Linked DNA regions of Mus musculus: region 1 is linked to region 2. A link is a loop called in an ENCODE intact Hi-C map of the cell type or tissue named here. Cell type or tissue: gastrocnemius. All regions are shown on one strand. Links, peaks and the distances in the headings refer to the core of each region. The heading gives the core; the rest is flanking DNA. Region 1 has its middle 48 kb from the start of Gm51600. Region 2 has its middle 31 kb from the start of Gm51595.

Region 1 (12,653 bases), core at 2,860-10,859, 130 kb after region 2:
TGCTAGCCGAATCCAAGAACACATCAAAACAATCATCCATCCTGACCAAGTAGGTTTCATCCCAGGGATGCAGGGATGGTTCAATATACAGAAATCCATCAATGTAATCCAGTATATAAACAAACTCAAAGACAAAAACCACATGATCGACTCGTTAGATGCTGAGAAAGCATTTGACAAAATCCAACATTCATTCATGATAAAAGTCTTGGAAAGATCAGGAATTCAAGGCCCATACCTAAACATGATAAAAGCAATCTACAGCAAACCAATAGCCAACATCAAAGTAAATGGTGAGAAGCTGGAAGCAATCCCACTAAAATCCGGGACTAGACAAGGCTGCCCAATTTCTCCCTACCTTTTCAACATAGTACTTCAATGAAGTAGCTGGATATAAAATTAACTCAAACAAGTCAATGGCCTTTCTGTACACAAAGGATAAACAGGCTGAGAAAGAAATTAGGGAAACAATACCCTTCTCAATAGTCACAAATAATATAAAATACCTTGGCATGACTCTAACTAAGGAAGTGAAAGATCTGTATGATAAGAACTTCAAGTCTCTAAAGAAAGAAATTAAAGAAGATCTCAGAAGATGGAAAGATCTCCCATGCTCATGGATTGGCAGGATCAACATTGTAAAAATGACTATCTTGCCAAAAGCATTCTACAGATCCAATGCAATCCCCATCAAAATTCCAACTCAATTCTTCAACGAATTAGAAAGGGCAATCGGCAGGTTCATCTGGAATAACAAAAAACCAAGGATAGCAAAAACTCTTCTCAAGGATAAAAGAACCTCTGGTGGAATCACCATGCCAGACCTAAAACTGTACTACAGAGCAATTGTGATCAAAACTGCATGATACTGGTATAGTGACAGACAAGTAGACCAATGGAACAGAATTGAAGACCCAGAGATGAATCCACACACCTATGGTCACTTGATCTTTGACAAGGGAGCTAAAACCATCCAGTGGAAAAAAGACAGCATTTTCAACAAATGGTGCTGGCACAACTGGCGGTTATCATGTAGAAGAATGCGAATTGATCCATTTCTATCTCCTTGTACTAAGGTCAAATCTAAGTGGATTAAGGAACTCTACATAAAACCAGAGACACTGAAACTTACAGAGGAGAAAGTAGGGAAAAGCCTCGAAGATATGGGTACAGGGAAAAAATTCCTGAATAGAACAGCAATGGCTTGTGCTGTAAGATCAACAATTGATAAATGGGACCTCATAAAATTGCAAAGCTTCTGCAAAGCAAAAGACACCGTCAATAAGACAAAAAGGCCACCAACAGATTGGGAAAGGATCTTTACCTATCCCAAATCGGATAGGGGACTAATATCCAATATATATAAAGAACTCAAGAAGGTGGACTCCAGAAAATCAAATAATCCCATTAAAAAATCTGGCTCAGAGCTGAACAAAGAATTCTCACCTGAGGAATACTGAATGGGAGAGAAGCACCTGAAAAAATGTTCAACATCCTTAATCATCAGGAAAATGCAAATCAAAACAACACTGAGATTCCACTTCACTCCAGTCAGATTGGCTAAGATCAAAAACTCAGGTGACAGCAGATGCTGGCGAGGATGTAGAGAAAGTGGAACACTCCTCCATTGTTGGTGGGATTGCAAGCTTGTACAACCACTCTGGAAATCAGTCTGGCGGTTCCTCAGAAAATTGGACATAGTACTATTGGAGGATCCTGCAATACCTCTCCTGGGCATATATCCAGAAGATATCTCAACCCGTAAGAAGAACACATGCTCCACTATGTTCATAGCAGCCTTGTTTATAATAGCCAGAAGCTGGATAGAACCCAGATGCCCCTCAACAGAGGGATGGATACAGAAAATGTGGTACATTTATACAATGATGTACTACTCAGCTATTAAAAAAATGAATTTATGAAATTCCTAGGCAAATGGATGGACCTGAAGGGTATCATCCTGAGTGAAGTAACCGAATCACAAAGGAACTCGCACAATATGTACTCGCTGATAAGTGGATATTAGCCCAGAAACTTAGGATACCCAAGATATAAGATACAACTTGCCAAACGCATGAAATTCAAGAAGATTGAAGACCAAAGTGTGGACACTTTACCCTTTCTTAGAAATGGGAACAAAACACCCATAGAAGGAATTACAGAGACAAAATTTGGAGCTGTGATGAAAGGATGGACCATCTAGTGATTGCCATATGCAGGGATCCATCCCATAATCAAATTCCAAATGCTGACACCATTGCATACAGTAGCAAGATTTTGCTGAAAGGACCCAGATATAGCTCTCTCTTGTGAGACTACACCGCGGCCTAGCAAACACAGAAGTGGATGATCACAGTCAGCTATTGGATGGGTCGGTCACAGGGCCCCTAACGGAGGAGCTAGAGAAATTACCCAAGGAGCTAAAGGGAACTGCAACCCTATAGGTGGAACAACAATATGAACTAACCAGTACCTGGGAGCTCTTGTCTTTAGCTGCATATGTATCAAAAGATGGCCTAGTCGGTCATCACTGCAAAGAGAGGCCCATTGGACTTGCAAACTTTATATGCCCCAGTACAGGGGAACGCCAGGGCCAAAAAGGGGCAGTGGGTGGGTAGGGGATTGGGGGGGGTGGGTATGGGGGACCTTTGGGATAGCATTGAAAATGTAAACGAGTAAAATACCTAATTTAAAAAAAAAGAAACATCACTAAACATAAAAAAAAGAAAGTAAGAAAAAAGCTACTGTTGTGAAATATTAATTATACATAGGAAGGTAACAATTTCTTTAATATATTTTACATGTTGATAGGATACAGCAGCATGGTAAAAATTATGGTTTAATTATTTATTAATGCATTTTTCAAAAATTTATCAAGTGGAAATGTCTCAGTTATTTTAAGCTTCAACATTATTTTAAATTAATAATATAATTAAACTAATAAAGTGTATAAATTTTCATCTTAGAGATAAACAGGCAGTTGAAAAACTCATCTTGCTTTGGTAATACATGCAATAAAGGTTATATTAGAAAAACATAGCAGGGGTAATCAGCAACTCCAGGTTCTGTCATAGAAGGCCTGCATAATTCCTGAAGATCTACTCAACAAGAATGATAATAAAAGTACCCAGATGCAGCCCCCAAACTGCTCACTAAAGACTAGTTTTCAGTAGTAGATGCACATTTCAACTTAAAAGTTGTTCGTGAGCAAGGTTCATGAACTCATTTTCTACATATCGACTTAGTATTGCAAATTGCTTCTTGACATTGGTTAAGATATGGCCTGGGATGGTTATTCTCGCATTTGAATCCATGGGTTAAATGCACTTTGCCACTGAGCTTATGCGATGGTTTGCTACCTTTAAAAGAACATAAATATTTATTATTTTTAATTGTGTGTGTGTGTATGTATGTGTAGGTATGTGTATATGTGTGTATGTGTGTGTGTGTGTGTATATATATATATATATATATATATATATATATATATATATGACTTTTGTGTGTGTGTATACACATGAGTATGGTATGTGTGTGTGGTATATGTGTATGTTTTATGTGTGTATGTGAGTTATGTGTGTGCATGTTGCACATGGTGTGTGAGTGTATGTGTGTGTGTGTGTGTGTGTGTGTGTGTGTTTGTGTGTGTGTATCTATGTGTATACATGAGTGTAGTACAGTCTGGCCAGAGGAATGTCAGATACCTGGATCAGAAGATATAATTAGCTATCACCTTGTCTAATTTGGGTGCTGGAAACTGAACTCTGCAAGAAAGAGCATGCAGCCTTAGACACCAAGGCATCTCTACAGCCCCAGCTGCTTTTTAAAAATATATATATTGTGGAGGAATGAGAACTTGAATGTTGAGGTCAATGAACAACTTTCAGAAGATGACAAGCTTAAATACATAGCTTTCTTAAGCTAAGGTTCATGGTTAGAACCTTAAACCACTGAGATGTCTCTCTGGGTCCACTGCTACTTTTAATTAGCAGTCTAATATTTTTTCTAATTTGTGTTTGTAAGACTACAGACTTAAAATTAAGTAGCTCAAAACTATCTGGATCTTTAAATACCTTCCTCCATTGGGTTTTATTAGCTTTCAGTTTAAAGAACAAGAATTTAAGTAAATATCTCCCTCAATCTCATTTAATCCTTTTACTATTTATTATTAACGACTACTTATTATAACTATCACTATTATCACTATTATATATATATATATATATATATATATATATATATATACTATTATTACTCCCTGCTGTACTTATAGTAGTGATATCACTCTTGTATCAGCAAGCTATCTTGGTATTTTCTCAGTCCCTTTATAACCTACCCTTGAGTTTTGAAGTTCAATGTGTTTTTTTGTTTTTGTTTGTTTGTTTGGTTGGTTGGTTGGTTTTACCTTTTCTTTTTGTTTTTCTTTTGTTTTGTTTTTTTGTTTGTTTGTTTTTTGATGAAGAAAATCTCTGGCACAAAACTATGTGATAGAATAGTCAAATTTTGAGACAAAAAATTAAACAGTTTAACAGGGATAAAAGTATAAGCAGAAAATATTAGCATAGATGGTTGATAAAAATGTGGTGTTGATCATGGAGAACTAAACATTTTAGTCATGGTGACAAGTTAAGTGTTCTAAGAGACTATAGGATTAAATGTTTAGGATTAGTTGAATGAGTAAAGCATCAGAAGTAGGCAAACTAGTCCAAAGGTTATTTCAGTAGTTTAGAAGAAAGTTCAATGCTGTGACTTAAAAGAAAAAGGATAATTTTGAGAGATATTTAGGCACTATTATCTGAAAAAACAAACTGAGATTCTGTAACAAGGATGGGAAACACAGAAACAAATTATAGACCTCATTTTGATCTCATCCTCTTGAAGACCACCAAACCAAACAACTCAGGGAAGAAAAACTAGCATTAGTTTTGAAAGCATCAGGGACTGAAGTTAGAATTTCTATCTTGTCTGTGCCTTTCAAAACTTAAATTCCAGTATCAGGAGCATAATAAAATAATCAACATGCTTGAAACCAAACTGTTATAGTTATGAAATTCTAACTTTTAAAGCTCCAAATAGCTACTTTAAAAAAAAAACTATTTGGATAGTTGTTATTTTTCCCAGTCTAAATTGAGACATCTTAAAATTGCTGGGTATGAGATGATCAAGTCCAAACTAGTTGAAATTTATTCCATGCAAAACTTCATCCACCTGTTTTCATGAATTCACAGCTGTAACACATTTCACTGTCTTCAATATGTATCAGAGATGGTTTTCTGTTTATTTCTGCTTTTAGAACATATATCATCTGGCCTCTTTGTGATACTTCTTTATATGCTTCAACTATTTATTTGATTGATATTTGTTCCCTTTAGTCTCCCTAGTTTGAGCTCAGAAATGGTCTAAGAATTCATTTAAGAACTCTCAGTGAAACCAGTTATGTGTTTTCTATTTTCTTTGGTTGAAAATCATTTTTTTGTTTTCATAGAATATATTCTGATTATGGTTCCTCTCCATCAACTTCTTCCACTTCCTTCCCATCCCAAATCCACACCATTTCTTTTTCTCTTTTTAGAACACAGCCAGCCATCTAAAAATAATAATAAAATAAAATAAAAGCAAACGAACTGGAATGGCACAAAACAGAAGAGCAACTACCAAAGGAAAAGCCCTGGAAGCACAGACACAGAGATTAACACTTTTATACTCAGATAGACCATAAAAACACAAACCCAGAAAGCATAATGTATTTGCAAAAGACCTGTAAGTTTTAAAATCAAGACATGGCAATGTACGTTGAGACAGAAAACCTCCAAAAATGCCACTGAGATTGTTTTGTGTTGACCATCTACTTCTGTGCATGGGATCTGATCTTACTTGGGGTTTGTATACTCAATGACACTCCATATAAGAAGTCTAATTTCCCCTTTTTTAAGCAGTGATGATATGGAGATAGTTTCTGAGTAATGATTTTAAATGAAGTTAGGATAGCTACAGTAATTTAGTTATGCCGTGCACCCAGTAACTATTATAAAAGCAATTAAGAGTTTATGACGAACTATTTTTATTAATTATATTTGTTCTTTGTTGCCTACATTTTAATTAAACATTTTGATTATTCCCACTCTCACATCCCCCATCTTCCCTATCTCTCTCTTACTTTTGTCAACTTCCCTCCCTACAGGTTTTTTTATTCCATGTTAACGTCATGTCTTTAATTTTAACAGTGGTATGAAAGCATCCTATTTAGGGCTGAGCAATCAACTGACTTATACTCAATACATTGAGCAACCAAGGATCTGTTCATTGAAATTCACTCCATTTCAATGTAAAGAAAAGTATTTATGATTAATACCAAGAATGCTTTTCTCTAAAGATATAGCTATTGAGAAGGAATTTTGATGCCATAACAATTTAACTAAACAACAATAATAAATTACTCCATACTGCTTAGGCCCAGCTCTTCCCCCAACCAGGTGTGGTATGACTTTCCTCCTGTGGAGTGAGTTTAAAATCCTAAAACAGAGGATTTGATTGTTCACATAACACCTGTGCTACATTGGTGGTCATACCTTTTCTGGTAGGTTAAAACTTTCATTTGTATAAAGTTAATGAAAGTATTAGCTGAGAGATATATTGTAAGGATGTGTCTATTACCAAATCCATAGGGCCAAGAGTCTAGGATTAACGTGTGTTCAGTATTACTTGGTGATGATATTCCATTTTTCCAAACCATGAACAGAAATACAATTATATCAGTAGTGGATAAGGGTTTCTACTATTTCATAGCTCATTGATATTTGCTTCATATGCATTTGAAAAAAGGAAGGTCATTTTTCCTATATCCTAGTAATGAATAAACATATTCTTTCAATATTTTGCCTTTCTCTTTGCTTTAATTATGATAACTCATCACTAGTGGATTATTTCTCCATTAGAATTTCTTAGTGTTTATGTGGTATGCTGTTTTCCAGCATTTTCATTAATATTATGAAGAAAATATAGTAATTAATGCATATCAAATGGTCTTCTTTCATTAATTTCTACTAACTGAAACGTACTTATTTTTAGATAATGCAATTAGGAATAATTGAACTTGATACATTCAGTGTGGTGATAATCCTCCTCTTATGGATAATATAACATCATAGCAACATCCAATTGTTGCAAGCTGTCCAGCGGCTCACAAGAATGGATACACCTGAATAGCAGGTGGCGCTGAAAGAGAGGGAAACTAGGCGACTAGACAGTGTTCTGATCAAGGTTCAAATTTTTAATGGTGGACACGCTTTATAAAAGGAGGGGGCAGGAGTCTATTCCGGCCAATTCATCCTTGGAGCCTGGAACCAGCTGCAGGTGATGACGTGCAGGATAGGGCATAGTCTCTGGAATAGCTCCAGGGCTTCTCAGCAGGTAGCAGTATCTTGAAGATGAACAGCAGAAGTTGCAGAACAATAGAGTGATCTAGGGATGAAAGCTCCACCATAGATAATCTTCTTAGTGGCAGCAAGGTCAAGTTCTGGCTTAGCCTGCTTCAGGTTTATGGGAGGCTACACCCAGTGAAGACAGACTTTTGTTTGATCAGAATATCAACTGTGACATATCTTTTTCTACAATGTGAATGCATTGTCCTGTATATCATTATTCTAATTTAAACTAATAAAGATGAATATTAACATCATAAAAATTTCAGAACAATTTTAGTATATTTTTTCTTCAAGTAAGTATTGGTCATTTTTGGGTTTCATGTATGTGAGACAATCTCCTTATCATCAGGTTGCTTTAATGGGCCTGCAAAATTTGTGTAAATTAACCCACCAAGATACTAGGTTGATTGTTGTCTTCCCATTAGAATGATGCTGAAACCATTTCATTAGAAATTTGTTAAATATAATTACGAAGAATCACAAATTTCAATATGATGATTTTATAGGGTCCCTCTCATGTTTTATGAGACCCTTCTAATTTTATAAAGGTAAAATGCACAAAATATACTACAGAGGGAACACATGGATAAATGGTTCACAGGTCCTTGAAAGTTTATGCTCCCTTTTAAAAGTATGAGAATTGGTAGGTCATTAAAACAGAGTGGAAGAGAAGCCCCCTCTTGCCATCTTTACCAGGTCTGCAGGACCAGGAACATGAAGGTTAGATGCCCCTCCCCATTTCTGTACCCTGCAAGTACTCTGGTGCATATCCAGCTGCCCAGAGCAGCATGTTGTTCTCCCAGATCTACATTGTCCAGCGAGAGTCTGCCCACTGGGGCCTTTTGCACCAAGAGCATATAGGGAAAACTAGATGGCTAAAGGGCAGCAAAAAAATACAATCAACAACAGAGAGAGCACATGGCAACTTCAGAGCAGAGCTATCCTACTACAAAATGTCCTTGACATACTAACACAATCGAAGCACATGAAAATGACCTTCAGTCCAATTTTATAAAGATGATAAAGAACGTTAAAAAAGAAGCAAACAGATGCCTTAAAATATAGGAAGATAGATTTAAACCAGTGAAGACATGAAACTGGAAATAGAAGCAATAAAGATAAAACAACAACAACAACAACAATAACAACAACAACAAAAACACAAAAAAGCCTCTATAGCTGATAAACAACTTCCCCAAAGTGGCAGAATACAGAATTAGCTAATAAATAAATAAATAAATAAATAAATAAATAAATAAATAAATCAGTAGTCCTCCTTTATGCTAAATATAAACAGGCTGAGAAAGTAATTAGAGAAATAATGCCCTTCACAATAAGCACAGGAAATAAAAAATATCCTGCTATAATTCCATCCAAGAAAGTTAAAGACCAGTGTGACATGCATGTCATATCTTTGAAGAAAGAAAATGAGGAAGATACCAGAAGATGGAAAGATATCCCATGGTCATGGATCCATAGCAGTAACATAGTAAAAATGGCCATCTTACAAAACAATCTACAAATTCCATGCAATCCCCAACAAAATTACAACACCTTTTTTTAACTGACCTTGACATAACAATTCTCAACTTCACATGGAAAACCAAAACACTCAGGATATTGAAACAATCCTGTGCAATTAAAGAACGTCTGAGGTCTCTTCAGTCCTGATTTCAAGCTATGGTAATAAGCCTCGGATATATTGGCAGAAAAGCAGACAGGTTGATCACTAGAATAAAAATGAAAGACCCAGAAATAAACCACACACGTATAGAGACTTGATATTTGGCAAAGAAGCAAAAACTATAATGGAAAACAGTGAAAAGAAAATATAATGGAAAAACTAAATGAAAATATCTTCAACAAATAATTTTGGTCTCACTGGATGTTTGGATGTAGAAGAACACAAATAGACCCATATATATCACCCTGAACAAAACTGAAGTCTAAATAGGTCAATAACCTCTAAATATAATCTGACACACTAAATCTAATAGAAGAGAAAGTGAGGAAGTGAATTGAATATATTAGCTCATGAGACACTTTCCTGAACATAACACCAATAGCTCAGGCACTAAGATAAAAACCTCCACAAAAATCACAAACTGGTTACAACGTGGATCATGATGAACACTCCTCCATTGCTGGTAGCAGTATGACTATATAGAGAATATGTTATATCTGTATGGATATAATACCTGTCAATGAATTTAATGACCCATGGCTTAGGAATGAAATAGACAATGAGGCATCTGAGAAGAGAAATAATTGTGGGATAGAGCAAGGGGTAAGATTAGCCAAAAATTGATAGAAACGTGGAACCTGAACACAGGTAACTTGCCAGTTTGAAGAATGTGATTAAAATGAATGGGTTTATTTAAGCAATGATCTAGTCAAAGAAGAGCCAAGTTATATAGCCAAGGTATTTTTAAATATCTTTCAAATCTGAGTATTGTTTCTTGGAGCAGGGAGTTGGGAGGAAGATCCAGGATCTGCCTTCTACAAAATGCACCCAACATGGAGCAAGAACTTTGAACTCAAATTTAAATTACATGGCCCCACAGGAGGCCTGGTCTCTTGAAGAAGGAGGGGGAGAAGGGGAAGGGGAAGAGGGAAGGGGAAGGGAGAAGGGGGAAGGGGGAAGAGGAAGGGGAAGGAGAAGGGGAAGGAGAAAGAAAAGGCAAAGGGGGAAAGGGGAAGAGGGGAAGGAGAATGGGGAAGGGGGGAAGAGGAAGGGGAAGGAGAAGGGGAAGGAGAAGAAAAAGGCAAAAGGGGAAAGGGGAAGAGGGGAAGGTTAAGGGAGAAGGGGGTAGAGGAAGGGGAAGGAGAATGGGAAGAAGGAAAAGGGGAAGGGGAAGAGGAAAGAGAAGAAGGGGAAGGGGAAAAAGGGGAATGGGAAGAAGGAGAAGGGGAAGGGGAGGAAGGGGAAGGGGAAGGAGAAAATCAGACCAAATCCAAAACTTATTAGAACTACACAAGACAAGAAGATGAAAAGAAAGTTTCCTAGACCAGGAGCAGAAACATGCAGAGATAGTATGGAAGGTGTCTGTTTTGAGAAGACCTTACTGAATTTTTAAAACACAGAAGTTGAGGCTTCTCTCAAGGGCTGAGTACAACTGTGGCTGAGTGTGAGGAACCAATTCTGGGTTACACATGGGCTGAATCCAGCTGTGGCAGCCCCTGTGAGAACTTCCCAGAGATCACAGCTATGAAATAAACCACTTCAGATTCTCCCAAGCTTAGAAAGGCTGATTGGCCCAGTCCTGTCCTATGGGAATTAGTGCTCTGCAGTCACGATGTGAAGAGAATCTGAAGCAAAGGACGTGAATGTCTTGCAGGTGTTGTTGGTACACTACACCAGGATGAACCACAAGGCCTTGTAAAGTGAGAGATCCTCGCCCAATAATGAGACCCATAGTCGAGGGGGTAAGGGTCTAGGAGACATAACGGGGATTGGTTGCACATTCATTTGGGGCATGAGTAAGAAACTGGAGGTGGCATGCAAGTCCACTCCTGTAACTCGTCGGGTGTCATCTCCTCTGTCCTGCTCTGGCTTTAGACAAAGTGGCTCCCATATTTGTGAGGGCCCTGGGATCGGGGGCCCAGCACCCCGTTTTTTGACTGTGAGGGATTAACTTCACCTATCGGGTGCAGGAGTCTTCCTTTTACATATTTGACAGAGCAGCATTCACTAGCCTTGTGATAGCCTTTTCTGCAGCGGGAGCAGAGAACAGCTCCTCTTGCACGTTCAGGTACAGGGAAATCTCTCTTCAAATGTCCAGCTTTCCCACAATTGAAACACGCCTTTTGTTTGTTGACATTAGGGCGCCTCTGAGATTTCAATATACCCTTGACTAGTCCCGCATTGGTGAGAGGGCCTCTTAGCTCCCTACATATCTTAAGCCAGTCTTGTAACCCTTTGTTTTTTCTTGGTGTGATGGCCGCCCTGAACTCTTGGGTGGCTTGCTCATAAATGAGCTGTTCAATTAGAGTCATGGCTTGCTCGGGGTCACCAAAGACCCAGGCTGGGTCCTCAGTCATTCTTGCCACAAAATCAGAGAATGGTTCCTGGGGGCCCTGAACAATCTTTGTAAGGTGGCCCCCAGCCTCCCCTTTTCTTGTAAGTGCCTTCCAAGCCTTGGCTGTAGCTGCCCCTATCTGGGCTTATGGCCCCCAAGGATAGTTAATTTGATGGGCAGTATACTGCCCTTGTCTGGTTAATAATTCAAAGGTCCATTGTCTCTGGTTGTCATCAACTGCTGTGGTATTGGCCATGGCCTGATTTTGGGCCGCATCATACCATAGAGCTTTCCATTCCATATGTTGTCCCATATTAGGGAGTGTAGCCTTTGCTATCATTTGCCAATCTGACGGGGTCATGGCCATATTGGCGAATCTCTCGACCTGAACCAGAGTAAAATTGGCACTGACCCCATAGTAACGGACAGATTCAGCAAGTTCTTTAAGTTGTTTATAGTCCACTGGGGCGTGCATATGCCCTGCCTCCTCAGTATCAAAGACTGGAAATGCCATCTGTATCTTTTTTAACTCTTCCTGAGGAAAAAAGGAGTTAGCGCTATACCGTAATTCATAAGGTAGTGGTGCTGTGGGCACAGTAGCTGATATGCTACTCTTTTTATTACTTCCTGATCGCGACCACCGGTCAGGGTTATATCTTTGTTCTTCATATTTTGCTGCCTCCTCCTCTAATTCAGCCTCCTCACTGGGGTCTAGGTCTTCGGGCCCTGAACTATCAATCTCTAAGGCCTCCAAGTCATGGATAGGATAAAGATTAGTATAAGGCCTTAGTAGAGGGCTCAGTTTCACTGCCCTTCTTTCTCTCTCCCCTTCCTTCTGAATCCCGGAGAGGGCCCTTTTTCTTAGACATGTCTTTCTTTTTTCGAGCTCCCATTCTCTCGCTCCGTTCGGTTTCTGACATACTGTCCTGAACCTCTTCTAGTGTTCCCTGGCCCTCCACAATGGCGGGTAGGCAGGTTTCATCCTCTAGACAGTTTTTTATCAGCTTCCAAATTGCCTTGGAGCCCAGGCATAAGTCTCCCTCTTCATGCTTAAGGTCAAGGTCCCTTCCTAGCTTATTCCACAAGGCTACAGTTAGAGACCCCGAACAGGCATACCAGGGAGCAAAGCGATCCACCTCCTTAACAAAGTTCTGCAGCGTATGGGAGGCGACCTACAGGTCATGTTGCTTTAGCACTACCTGTAACACGG
Region 2 (12,653 bases), core at 2,573-10,572:
TTACAATGGAAAGATAAAGAAGGAAGAACAGGGCTTTTTCAACCTTATGTACTCCCTTTACCTGTAAACTTATGGGGAAAAGATGTGTTGTCAGCCATGAACTTTATATTGACTAATGATTACTCTCAGAAAAGCAAGGAAATGATGAAAGGAATGGGATATATACCTGGACCAGGTCTTGGAAAAAACTTACAAGGTAGAATTTCACCAGTTAAAGCCACAGAAAAAGTAGATAAGAAAGGGCTGAGTTTTTTCTAGGGGCCACTGAGGAGCCTTTGCCCATTCCATGGCATACGGAGGACACGGTGTGGGTGCCTCAGTGGCCTTTACCCTCTGAGAAGTTAAAAGCAGCTAAAGAATTAGTACAGAAACAATTAGACCTGGGACATGTGGAACCCACTCAATCACCCTGGAACACCCCTATTTTCGTTGTAAAGAAGAAGTCAGGTAAATGGAGATTGTTACATGACCTAAGAGCCATTAATGCACAAATGCAAGTTATGGGTCCTCCCCCTACTCTCAGCTCTACCTAAGGATTGGAGAATTATAGTAGTAGATATTAAGGATTGTTTCTTTTCCATTCCATTAAATAAGAAAGATAAACCTAGATTTGCATTTACCTTGCCTTCTATTAATCATATGGAGCCTGATAAAAGGTACCAATGGCGGGTATTACCCCAAGGAATGGCAAATAGCCCTACAATATGTCAGTTATATGTAGGAAAAGCTTTGCAACCGGTTAGGGATGGTTTCCCCTCCTTAAAAATTTGTCATTATATGGACGATATAGTGATTTGTGGACCTGAAGAAGAAAGTATACAGCAAGCTTATGGCTTGCTTAATGAAACTTTAAAAAAATAATGGCTTGATTATTGCACCAGAAATAGTACAGCAGTCTAATGTTAGTCATTTTTTAGGAGCCACTATTACTTTACGATGTGTCACCCCACAAAAGATTAGTATAAGAAAAGATCATCTAAAGACATTAAATGATTTTCAAAAATTATTAGGAGATATAAATTGGATTAGACCTTATTTAAGGATCCCTACTTCGGAATTAAAACCTTTATTTCAAATTTTAGAAGGAGACTCACATATTACCTCATTGAGACAATTAACACCTGAGGCTTCTGATGTTCTTAGGAAAGTGGAAAAGGCGATCCAAGCAGCACAGTTAACTCGTATAAATGAGCAGGAACCTTTGTACCTATGCATATTAAGAACCATAAATTTGCCAACTGCTGTGTTATGGCAAGATGGTCCTTTAGTATGGATACATCCACATATATACCCTAATAAGACTATAGAGCATTATCCCACCATGGTAGCAAACATGGCACACAAAGGGATAAAAACTTCAATTACTCACTTTGGAAAAATGCCTGATAGCATAATTGTCCCTTATACTGTCGCACAAATGCAAATACTGTGTGCTACTATATATGAATGGGCCATTCTTAGATGCAGTTTTTCTGGTTTAATTGATAATCATTATCCTAAACATCCATTATTACATTTTATGTTATTACATCCAGTAATATTTCCAAAGGTAACGGCTAATACCCCTATAAAGGGAGCCATTGATATTTATACAGATGGATCAAAAACAGGAATTGGAAGTTATGTAATCAATGAAAAGGCTGTAAGGTTGCAATTTACACCAGGAGCCCCCCAATTGGTAGAATGTTTGGTGGTTTTAGAAGTTTTTAAAAGATTTCCTATGCCCATAAATATTATCTCTGATTCTGTTTATGTAGTTAATGCAGTTCTAGCATTAGAGACTGCCGGAAATTTTAAACAGTCTAGTCCTGTATCTGAAATTTTGATGAAAATACAAAATTGTATTTTGATGCGTGAGCATCCCTTTTATATTCAACATATTAGAGCACATACATCATTACCTGGACCTATGGTTAAGGGAAATGCAATTGCTGACTCAGCCACCAGAGACATGGTTTTCCTATCACAAAGTTCTATAGAAAGTGCTAAGAATTTTCATCAGCTTTATCATGTCCCTGCTTCTACATTACGACAAAAATTTAAGCTCACACGAACAGAAGCCCGAGATATTGTCCTACAGTGTGGTAAATGTGTAGAATTTATTAATGCACCTTCCGTGGGTGTTAATCCTCGCGGATTGCAACCCCTAGATGTTTGGCAAATGGACGTCACGCATATCCCATCTTTTGGGAAATTACAATATGTACATGTATCCATCGATACCAGTTCTGGTGTCCTACATGCCTCTCCCTTGACAGGGGAAAAAGCAGTTCATGTCATATCTCACTGCTTAGAGGCTTGGGCTGCATGGGGCAAGCCCCTAGTGTTAAAGACAGATAATGGTCCTGCATATACTTCTTCTAAATTTAGCCAATTTTGCAAACAAATGCAAGTAAAACATATTACTGGATTGCCCTATAATCCACAGGGCCAAGGCATCATTGAGAGAGCCCACCACACTCTGAAACAATATTTGCAAAAACAGAAAGGGGAAATAGAGGCTATGACGCCAAAGATGGCTCTATCCCTTGCAATATTTACTCTTAATTTTCTAAAATTAGATGATGCTGGAAGATCACCAGCTGAAAGGCATGGACAATGGCCTCAATCGCCCAATGAAATGGTCAAATGGAAAAATGTCCTTGATAATAAATGGTATGGCCCGGATCCTATCTTAATCAGATTCCAGGGAGCTATTTGTGTTTTTCCACAGGGTGAAGAAAATCCACTTTGGGTCCCGACGCGGCTGACAAGGACCCTGAAAGAGCAAGATGAGCCCCAAGATGATTCTCCTGCTCCTGATGATTGAAACCATGATAAGTATACCTTTATGGGCCATAGTAAGATCATGGCCAGTACCTTTACCGGTACATTCCAATTCTTCTACCTAGCCTTTGTTTTTTGCAAAGGAATGTTTTTTGGATGTGCCTTATGCACGACAAACTCCTCAAGAGCCACGGGTGTATAAGAGTACTAGTTTTCATTTAAATTATACATTATGCTTTGTGCACAATGTGGATAAACCTTTTACACCCTGTATATTTTTAAGAAAAAGATTATCTCTAATTGGGCAGATCAAATTAATACTGCTGACACTATAAGTCAGATAGCAGAAAAAACATCTGAAGCATTGCTTACCCTGCAAAGGGTGGATTCTCATATCACCTCAGGGTTAATGTTAGTGAATCAGAGTGGATATTTTACAACATGACATGGAACAGATGATGGATGTCATACAAATGAGTTGTGTGGCATCCACATCGCATGTATGCATTACTCCCAATAGGTATATTAATAATTCTTTTATTAAAAGTACAGAGCTATCGAATTACCTGAAGGGGAACTGGTCGCAGGAGCTGGAAAGGTTGCAGACGAGGCTGCAGATGCAGATCCTGAACCTTAATGGGACCAGAGTGGAACCAGTGACCCTTGGAGACTTTACCTCTTGGCTTACCTCTGCTTTTTCTTACTTTAAAGAATGGGTGGGAGTGATTTTGTTTGGTGCTGCCATATGCTGTGGACTGGTGTTCAAGCTCTGGTTGGTATGCAAATTCAGAACCCAACAAAAACGTGACAAGGTGATTATAACTCAGGCACTTTTAGCTATTGAAAACGGCTCCTCCCCTGAAATTTGGTTATCTATGCTCAAGAATTAGTCAGCATGAGATTAGATGAGAGATTCAACGATCATTGATCAGCCCTTGCTCATCAATAGGGTGATCATGATTTCCCCACTAATTCATTTTTTGGCTGGCCTCTTTTGCAGAGTTCGCCCTAGGTCATTTAGCAGTTATTGTCACATAGCACTGCGGTATCCAGAGACGGGCAACTTTCCTCGTGCACAGTCCAACCTAAGACATGGGGCCCGGTGGCGATAGGGTTACCCTATGACGGGTAAGGCTGTGACATTAGAGGAACGACCTAAAACAGGAGCCACGGCGGATGGGCATAATTGCACAGGCCTAGTCCAGCCTCATTTTATTAAAACAAACAGGGGGAGATGTGGGAAGCCACATGTGCCGTTGCTGAGTGGCACTGACTACTGCTGGCCACCACGCATAAGATTGGACAAACAACCAATGTGTACATATGCAGTAAAGTTTTTTGCAAAGACACTGCCTGGCCCAGGCATGATAATGAGGTTCTGTAAGGTACTGAGAGTATAACCAATCAGATGTGAGACATGCAAATGAGGTATGATAATGAGGTTCTGTAAGGTACTGAGAGAGAGTAGCCAATCAGATGAGGAACACGCAAATGAGGCTTAGTGCATAACCAATCCGGGTGTGAGACACGCCCCTCCTAGGCCTATAAAAGCAGCACCAGTTCTGGGCTCGAGGTCTTTTCGCCTCTACAATCAAGCTCTCCCAATAAACGTGTGCAGAAGGATCCTGTTGCAGCGTCGTTCTTCCTGGCCAGTCGAGCGCACGCAAGATAATGTATTTGCAAAAGACCTGAAAGTTTTAAAATCAAGACCCAGCAATGTACAGTGAGTCAGAAAACCTCTAAAAATGCCACTGAGATTGTTTTTTGTTGACCGTCTACTTCTGTGCATGGGATCTGACTTTATGTGGGGTTTGTATACTCAATTACACTCCATATAAGAACCCTAATTTCGTCCTTTTTAAGCAGTGACAATATGTAGATGCTTTCTGAGTAATGATTTTAAATGAAGTTAGGATAGCTACAGTAATTTAGTTATGCCGTGCACCCAGTAACTATTGTAAAAGCAATTAAGAGTTTATGACGAACATTTTATTAATTATATCTGTACTTTGTTGCCTACATTTGAATTAAACATTTTGATTATTCTCACTCTCACATCCCCCATCTTCTCTATCTCTCTCTTACTTTTGTCAACTTCCCTCCCTACAGGTTTTTTATTCCTTGTTAATGTCATGTCTTTAATTTTAACAGTGGTGTGAAAGCATCCTATTTATGGCTGAACAATCAACTGAATTATACACAATACATTGAGCAACCAAGGATCTGTTAATTGAAATTCACTCCATTTCAATGTAAAGAAAAGTATTTATGATTAATACCAAGAATGCTTTTCTCTAAAGATATAGCTTTTTAGAAGGAATTTTGATGCCATAACCATTTAACTAAACAACAATAATAAATTACTCCACACTGCTTAGGCCCAGCTCTTCCCCCAACCAGGTGTGGCATGACTTTCCTCCTGTGGAGTGAGTTTAAAATCCCAAAACAAAGGATTTGATTGTTCACATAACACCTGTGCTACATTGGTGGTCATACCTTTTCTGGTAGGTTAAAACTTTCATTTGTATAAAGTTAGTGAAAGTATTAGCTGAGAGATATATTATAAGGATGTGTCTATTACCAAATCCATAGGGCCAAGAGTCTAGGATTAATGTGTGTTCAGTAGTACTTGGTAATGATATTCCATTTTTCCAAACCATGAAGAGAAATACAATTATATCAGTAGTGGATAAAGGTTTCTACTATTTCATAGCTCGTTGATATTTGCTTCATATGCATTTGAAAAAAAGGAAGGCCATTTTTCCTATATCCTAGTAATGAATAAACATATACTTTCAATATTTTGCCTTTTTCTTTTCTTTAATTATGATAACTCATCACTAGTGGATTATTCCTCCATTAGAATTTCCTAGTGTTTATGTGGTATGCTGTTTTCCAGCATTTTCATTAATATTATGAAGAAAATATAGTAATTAATGCATATCAAATGGTCTTCTTTCATTAATTTCTACTAACTGAAACGTAGTTATTTTTAGATAATGCAATTAGGAATAATTGAACTTGATACCTTCAGTGTGGTGATAATCCTCTTATGGATAATATAACATCATAGCAACACCCAATTGTTGCAAGCTGTCCAGCGGTTCACAAGGACGGGTACACCTGAATAGCAGGTGGCACTGAAAGAGAGGGAAACTAGGCAACTAGACAGTGTTCTGATCAAGGTTCAAATTTTTAATGGTGGACACGCTTTATAAAAGGTGGGGGGGAGACCATTCCTGCCAATTCATCCTTGGAGCCTGGAACCAGCTGCAGGTGATAATGTGCAGGATAGGGCATAGTCTCTGGAATAGCTCCAGGGCTTCTCAGCAGGTAGCAGTATCTTGAAGAGGAACAGTAGCAGTTGCAGAACAATAGAGTGATCTAGGGAGGAAGGCTCCACCATAGATGGTCTCCTTAGTGGCAGCAAGGTCAAGTTCTGGCTTAGCCTGCTTCAGGTTTATGGGAGGCTACACCAGTGAATACAGACTTTTGTTTGATCAGCATATCAACTGTGACATATCTTTTTCTACAATGTGAATGCATTTTCCTATATATCATTATTCTAATTTGAACTAATAAAGGTGAATATTAGCATCATAATGATTTCAGAACAACTTTAGTATATTTTTTCTTCAAGTAAGTATTGGTCATTTTTGGGTTTCATGTATGTGAGACAATCTCCTTATCATCAGGTTGCTTTAATGGGCCTGCATAATTTGTGTAAATTAACCCACCAAGATACTAGGTTGATTGTTGTCTTCCCATTAGAATGATGCTAAAACCATTTCATTAGAAATCTGTTAAATATAATTAGGAAGAATCACAAATTTCAATATGATGATTTTATAGGGTCCCTCTCATGTTTTATGGGATCCTTCTAATTTTATAAAGGTAAAATGCACAAAATATACTACAGAGGGAACACATGGATAAATGGTTCACAGGTCCTTGAAAGTTTATGCTCCCTTTTAAAAGTATGAGAGTTGGTAGGTCATTAAAACAGAGTGGAAGAGAAGCCCCCTCTTGCCATCTTTACCAGGTCTGCAGCACCAGGGACATGCAGGTTAGATGCCCCTCCCCATCTCCGTACCCTGCAAGTACCCTGGTGCATATCCAGCTGCCCAGAGCAGCATGTTGTTCACCCAGAGCTACGTTGTCCAGTGAGAGCCTACCCACTGGGGCCTTTTGCACCAAGAGCATATAGGGATAACTAGATGGCTAAAGGGCAGCAAAAAAATACAATCAACAACAGAGAGAGCATATGGCAACTTCAGAGCAGAGCTATCCTACTACAAAATGTCCTAGACATACTAACACAATCGAAGCACATGAAAATGACCTTCAGTCCAATTTTATAAAGATGATAAAGGACAATAAAGAAGAAGCAAACAGATGCCTTGAATTATAGGAAGATAGATTTAAACCAATGAAGACATGAAACTGGAAATAGAAGCAATAAAGATAAAACAACAACAATAACAACAACAACAAAAACACACACACACACACACACAAAAACCTCTATAGCTGATAAACAACTTCCCCAAAGTGGCTGAATACAGAATTAGCTAAAAAAAATAAATAAATCACTAGTCCTCCTTTATGCAAAATATAAACAGGCTGAGAAAATAATTAGAGAAATAATGCCCTTCACAATAAGCACAAGAAATACAAAATAGCCTGCTATAATTCCATCTAAGAAAATTAAAGACCCGTGTGATATGCATGTCATATCTTTGAAGAAAGAAAATGAGGAAGATACCAGAAGATGGAAAGATATCCCATGGTCATGGATCCATAGCATTAACATAGTAAAAATGGCCATATTACAAAACAATCTACAAATTCCATGCAATCCCCAACAAAATTACAACACCTTTTTTTAACTGACCTTGACATAACAATTCTCAACTTCATATGGAAAACCAAAACACTCAGGATATTGAAACATTCCTGTGCAATTAAAGAACTTCTGAGGTCTCTTCAGTCCTGATTTCAAGCTATGGTAATAAGTCTCGGATATATTGGCAGAAAAGCAAACAGGTTGATCACTAGAATAAAAATGAAAGACCCAGAAATAAACCATACACGTATAGAGACTTGATATTTGGCAAAGAATCTAAAACTATAATGGAAAACAGTGAAAAGAAAATATAATGGAAAAACTAAATGAAAATATCTTCAACAAATAATTTTGGTCTCACTGGATGTTTGGATGTAGAAGAACACAAATAGACCCATATATATCACCCTGAACAAAACTCAACTCTAAGTAGGTAAATAACCTCTAAATATAATCTGACACACTAAATCTAATAGAAGAGAAAGTGAGGAAGTGAATTGAATATATTAGCTCATGAGACACTTTTCTGAACATAACACCAATAGCTCAGGCACTAAGATAAAAACCTCCACAAAAATCACAACCTGGTTACAACGTGGAGCATGATGAACACTCCTCCATTGCTGGTAACAGTATGACTATATAGAGAATATGTTATGTCTGTATGGATATAATGCCTGTCAATGAATTTAATAGCATGTGGCTTAGGCAGGAAATAGACAATGAGGCATCTGAGAAGAGAAATAATTGTGGGACAGAGCAAGGGGTAAGATTAGCCAAAAATTGATAGAAACGTGGAACCTGAACACAGGTAACTTGCCATTTTGAAGAATGTGATTAAAATGAATGGGTTAATTTAAGCAATGACCTCGTCAAAGAAGAGCCAAGTTAAATGACCAAGGTATTTGTAAATATCTTTCAAATCTGAGTACTGTTTCTTGGAGCAGGGATTTGGGAGGAAGATCCTGGATCTGCCTTCTACAAAATGCACCCAAAATGGAGCAAGAACTTAGAACTCAAATTTCAATTACAAGGCCCCACAGGAGGCCTTGTCTCTTGAAGGAGGAGGAGGAGAAGGGGAAGAAGGAAGGGGAAGGGAGAAGGGGGAAGGGGGGAAGAGGAAGTGGAAGGAGAAGGAAAAGGGGAAGGGGGAAAAGGGAAGAGGGGAAGGAGAAGGGGGAAGGGGGGAAGAGGAAGGGGAAGGAGAATGGGAAGGAGAAGGAAAAGGGGAAGGGGGAAAGTGGAAGAGGGGAAGGGAAAGGGAGAAGGGGGAAGGGGGGAAGAGGAAGGGGAAGGAGAAGGAAAAGGGGAAGGGGAAAGGGAAGAAGGGGAAGGGGAGGAAGGGGAAGGGGAAGGAGGAAAGCAGACCAAATCCAAAACTTATTAGAACTACACAAGACAAGAAGATTAAAAGAATGTTTCCTAGACCAGGAGCAGGAACATGCAGAGATAGTATGGAAGGTGTCTGCTTTGAGAAGACCTTACTGAATTTTTAAAACACAGAAGTTGAGGCTTCTCTCAAGGGCTGAGTACAACTGTGGCTGAGTGTGAGGAACCAATTCTGGGTTACACATGGGCTGAATGCAGCTATGGCAGCCCCTGTGAGAAATTTTTAGAGATCACAACTATGAAATAAACCTCTTCAGATTCTCCCAAGCTTAGAAAGGCTGATTGGCCCAGTCCTGTCCTATGGGAATTAGTGCTCTGCAGTCATGGTGTGAAGAGAATCTGAAGCAAAGGACGTGAATGTCTTGCAGGTGTTGTTGGTACACTACCCCAGGATGAACCACAAGGCCTTGTAAAGTGAGAGATCCTCGCCCAATAATGAGACCCATAGTCGAGGGGGTAAGGGTCCAGGAGACTTAACGGGGATTGGTTGCACATTCATTTGGGGCATGAGTAAGAAACTGGAGGTGGCATGCAAGTCCACTCTTGTAACTCGTAGGGTGTCATCTCCTCTGTCCTGCTCTGGCTTTTGACAAAGCGGCTCCCATATTTGTGAGGGCCCTGGGATCAGGGGCCCAGCACCCCGTTTTTTGACTGTGAGGGATTAATTTCACCTATTGGGTGCAGGAATCTTCCTTTTACATCTCTGACAGAGCAGCATTCACTAGCCTTTTGATAGCCCTTTCTGCAGTGGGAGCAGAGAACAGCTCCTCATGTGCTTTCAGGTACAGGGACATCTCTCTTCAAATGTCCAGCTTTCCCACAATTGAAAAATGCCTTTTGTTTGTTGACATTAGGGCGCCTCTGAGATTGCAATATAGCCATGCCTAGTCCTGCATTGGTGAGAGGGCCTCCTAGCTCCCTACATATCTTAAGCCAGTCTTGTAACCCTTTGTTTTTTTCTTGGCGTGATGGCCGCCCTGAACTCTTGGGTGGCTTGCTCATAGATGAGCTGTTCAATTAGAGACATGGCTTGCTCGGGGTCACCAAAGACCCAGGCTGGGGCCTCAGTCATTTTGCCTCAAAATCAGAGAATGGTTCCTGGACCCCTGAACAATCTTTGTAAGGTGGCCCCCAGCCTCCCCTTTTCTTGTAAGTGCCTTCAAAGCCTTGACTGCAGCTGCCCCTATCTGGGTGTATGCCCCCCCCCCCAAGGATAGTTAATTTGATAGGCGGCATACTGCCCTTGGCTGGTCAACAATTCAAAGGTTCATTGTCTCTGGTTGTCATCAACTGCTGTGGTATTGGCCCTGGCCTGGTTTTGGGCCGCATCATACCATAGAGCTTTCCATTCCATATATTGTCCCATATTAGGGAGTGTAGCCTTTGCTATCATTTGCCAATCTGACGGGGTCATGGCCATATTGGCGAATCTCTCGACCTGAACCAGAGTAAAATTTGCACTGATCCCATAGTTACGGACAGATTCAGCAAGTTCTTTAAGTTGTTTATAGTCCACTGGGGCGTGCATAAGTCCTGCCTCTCCAGTATCAAAGACTGGAAATGCCACCTGTATCTTTTTTAACTCTTCTTGAGGAAAAAAGGAGTTAGTGCTATACCGCAATTCATAAGGCAGTGGCACTGTGGGCACAGTAGCTGGTGTGCTACCCTCTTTATTACTTCCTGATCGCGACCATCGGTCAGGGTTATATCTTTGTTCTTCATATTTTGCTGCCTCCTCCTCTAATTCAGCCTCCTCACTGGGGTCTAGGTCTTCAGACCCTGAACTATCAATCTCTAAGGCCTTCAAGTCATGGATAGGATAAAGATTAGTATAAGGCCTTAGTAGAGGGCTCAGTTTCACTGCCCTTCTTTCTCTCTCCCCTTTCTTCTGAATCCCGGGGAGGGCCCTTTTTCTTAGACATGACTTTCTTTTTTCGAGCTCCCATTCTCTCGCTCCGTTCAGTTTCTGACATACTGTCCTGAACCTCTTCTCCTGTTCCCTGGCCCTCCACAATGGTGGGTCAGCAGGTTTCATCCTCTAGACAGTTTTTTATCAGCTTCCAAATTGCCTCGGAGCCCAGGCATAAGTCTTCATGCTTATGGTCAAGGTCCCTTCCTAGCTTATTCCACGAGGCTACAGTTAGAGACCCTGAACAGGCATACCAGGGAGCAACGCGATCCACCTCCTTAACAAATTTCTGCAGCATATGGGAGGCGACCTACAGATCGTGTTGCTTTAGCACTGCCTGTAACACGGTGATCACTGACTGTGAGGAGCCCATGATAGAGTGAGTGCCTGAGGCTGATCTACGCCCAACTTATGGTATTCCTTAAGCAAAGTGAAAGTAAACACAGTGCTCAGCTCCCTTATCTACAGGAGGCTTACAAAATACCTCGGTGCTGCCACTTATCTATGTCGGATTGAATACACCTCAAATTTCAGCACCAGCCTTGATGGACAGAATAAGAAACACCTCAAACTTCAGCACCAGCTTCGATGGACAGAATAAGAAACAATAAGAAACAGAATGAGGGCCAGGGCAACCAAGACTAGAGCTTCTACCGCCCCTTCCTAGGGTGCATCTAGATTAAAACCGAAATCAAAAGGGATAAGTGGTTCACGATCAGAAATACCTCTCCGAACTTACCTTTTCCCTGCAGTTCTGAATCCACCCCATCTCCGGGTTTCTCCTCAATGCCAGCGATGTTGATCCCTGGTTTCCAGCACCAGATGACCCGTGCTACCTTCTTGCCAGCAAGAATGCACGCAGGAGTTCCTGTGATTGAGGCAATCTAGCCACTGGGCAAAGAAAATGCCCTAACTTTATATGTAGATAAAAATCTGCCTAAAAAGGAAAAGTTGATGCTGTCCTCTGCTAAGACACGGTAAGCAAGTCCTTCAAATTTCCTGCAGCACATCAGGTCTGGCAGGTATTCTGGACAAAAAAAGCTGAAGTTAGACACTCAAACCTTATAGAGAATAATCCAAGTGCAGAAGGCTACCTGTCTTTGTCATTTCTATAAATTTTGCAAACTGCATTCCTGTGCTTCCTACACAGTCAAGTAAAATTTATTCTTTTACATATCTCTGATGGAGGTGAAGACTAGATAGTGATAGTCTTACTATACACTTAAGATATTTATGTCTAAGATTTTTAGGATAACAATATAAGTTAGGATAGAAAATGATTTAGATTCAAAACTTTGAACTCACCAAGATAGGATAGATAATAAAATACTTACTCCTGAGCTACCACATATAAACAAACTGGACTTTTAATTTTAATCTTACCTAATAATCTTCATAAGTGTTGCATAATTGTTCCTACTGTTTGTTGTTTATTATTGCATAAGAAAGAGCCTTTTTATTTAGACAAAAAGGGGAAGTGCTGAGGTTTGGTCTATTGTTATGTTTTGTAAGCATGGAAGTACTGGCTTTGGTTACCTCAGAGATGAGGAGATACTTATGTATACCAAGGGATGTTGTGTAACTTGCTCACCAAGTTATCACTGATTGGCTAATAAGGGCAGAAGGAACTTATGAAGAGTGTCTATGGCTGGGCTTATGACGATGAGGGAGAACAGGGAGATGAATAGAGAGCAGAAGGCGCCATTGGGTAGGTGAATTGTGAGAGCATGGTCATGAGGGCTG

Evidence for each region. Peaks named below come from ENCODE experiments on the same cell type or tissue, not always from the same donor. Only the 100,000 strongest peaks of a DNase experiment are listed, where the experiment ranks them.
Region 1: a loop joins it to region 2, with 11 times the contacts of the local background. A loop is called at or near these places in 10 of 42 quality-filtered maps.

Annotation. Positions count from the first base shown.
Region 1 is chr8:55,581,915-55,594,567 of GRCm38, forward strand. No RefSeq gene overlaps it. Among named protein-coding and RNA genes, the nearest start is that of Gm51600, 48 kb to the left of the region's middle. In gastrocnemius, for the core only: no CTCF peak of the experiment used is centred there; no DNase peak of the experiment used is centred there.
Region 2 is chr8:55,450,750-55,463,402 of GRCm38, forward strand. No RefSeq gene overlaps it. Among named protein-coding and RNA genes, the nearest start is that of Gm51595, 31 kb to the right of the region's middle. In gastrocnemius, for the core only: no CTCF peak of the experiment used is centred there; DNase peaks (open chromatin) are centred at 6,083 and 6,873.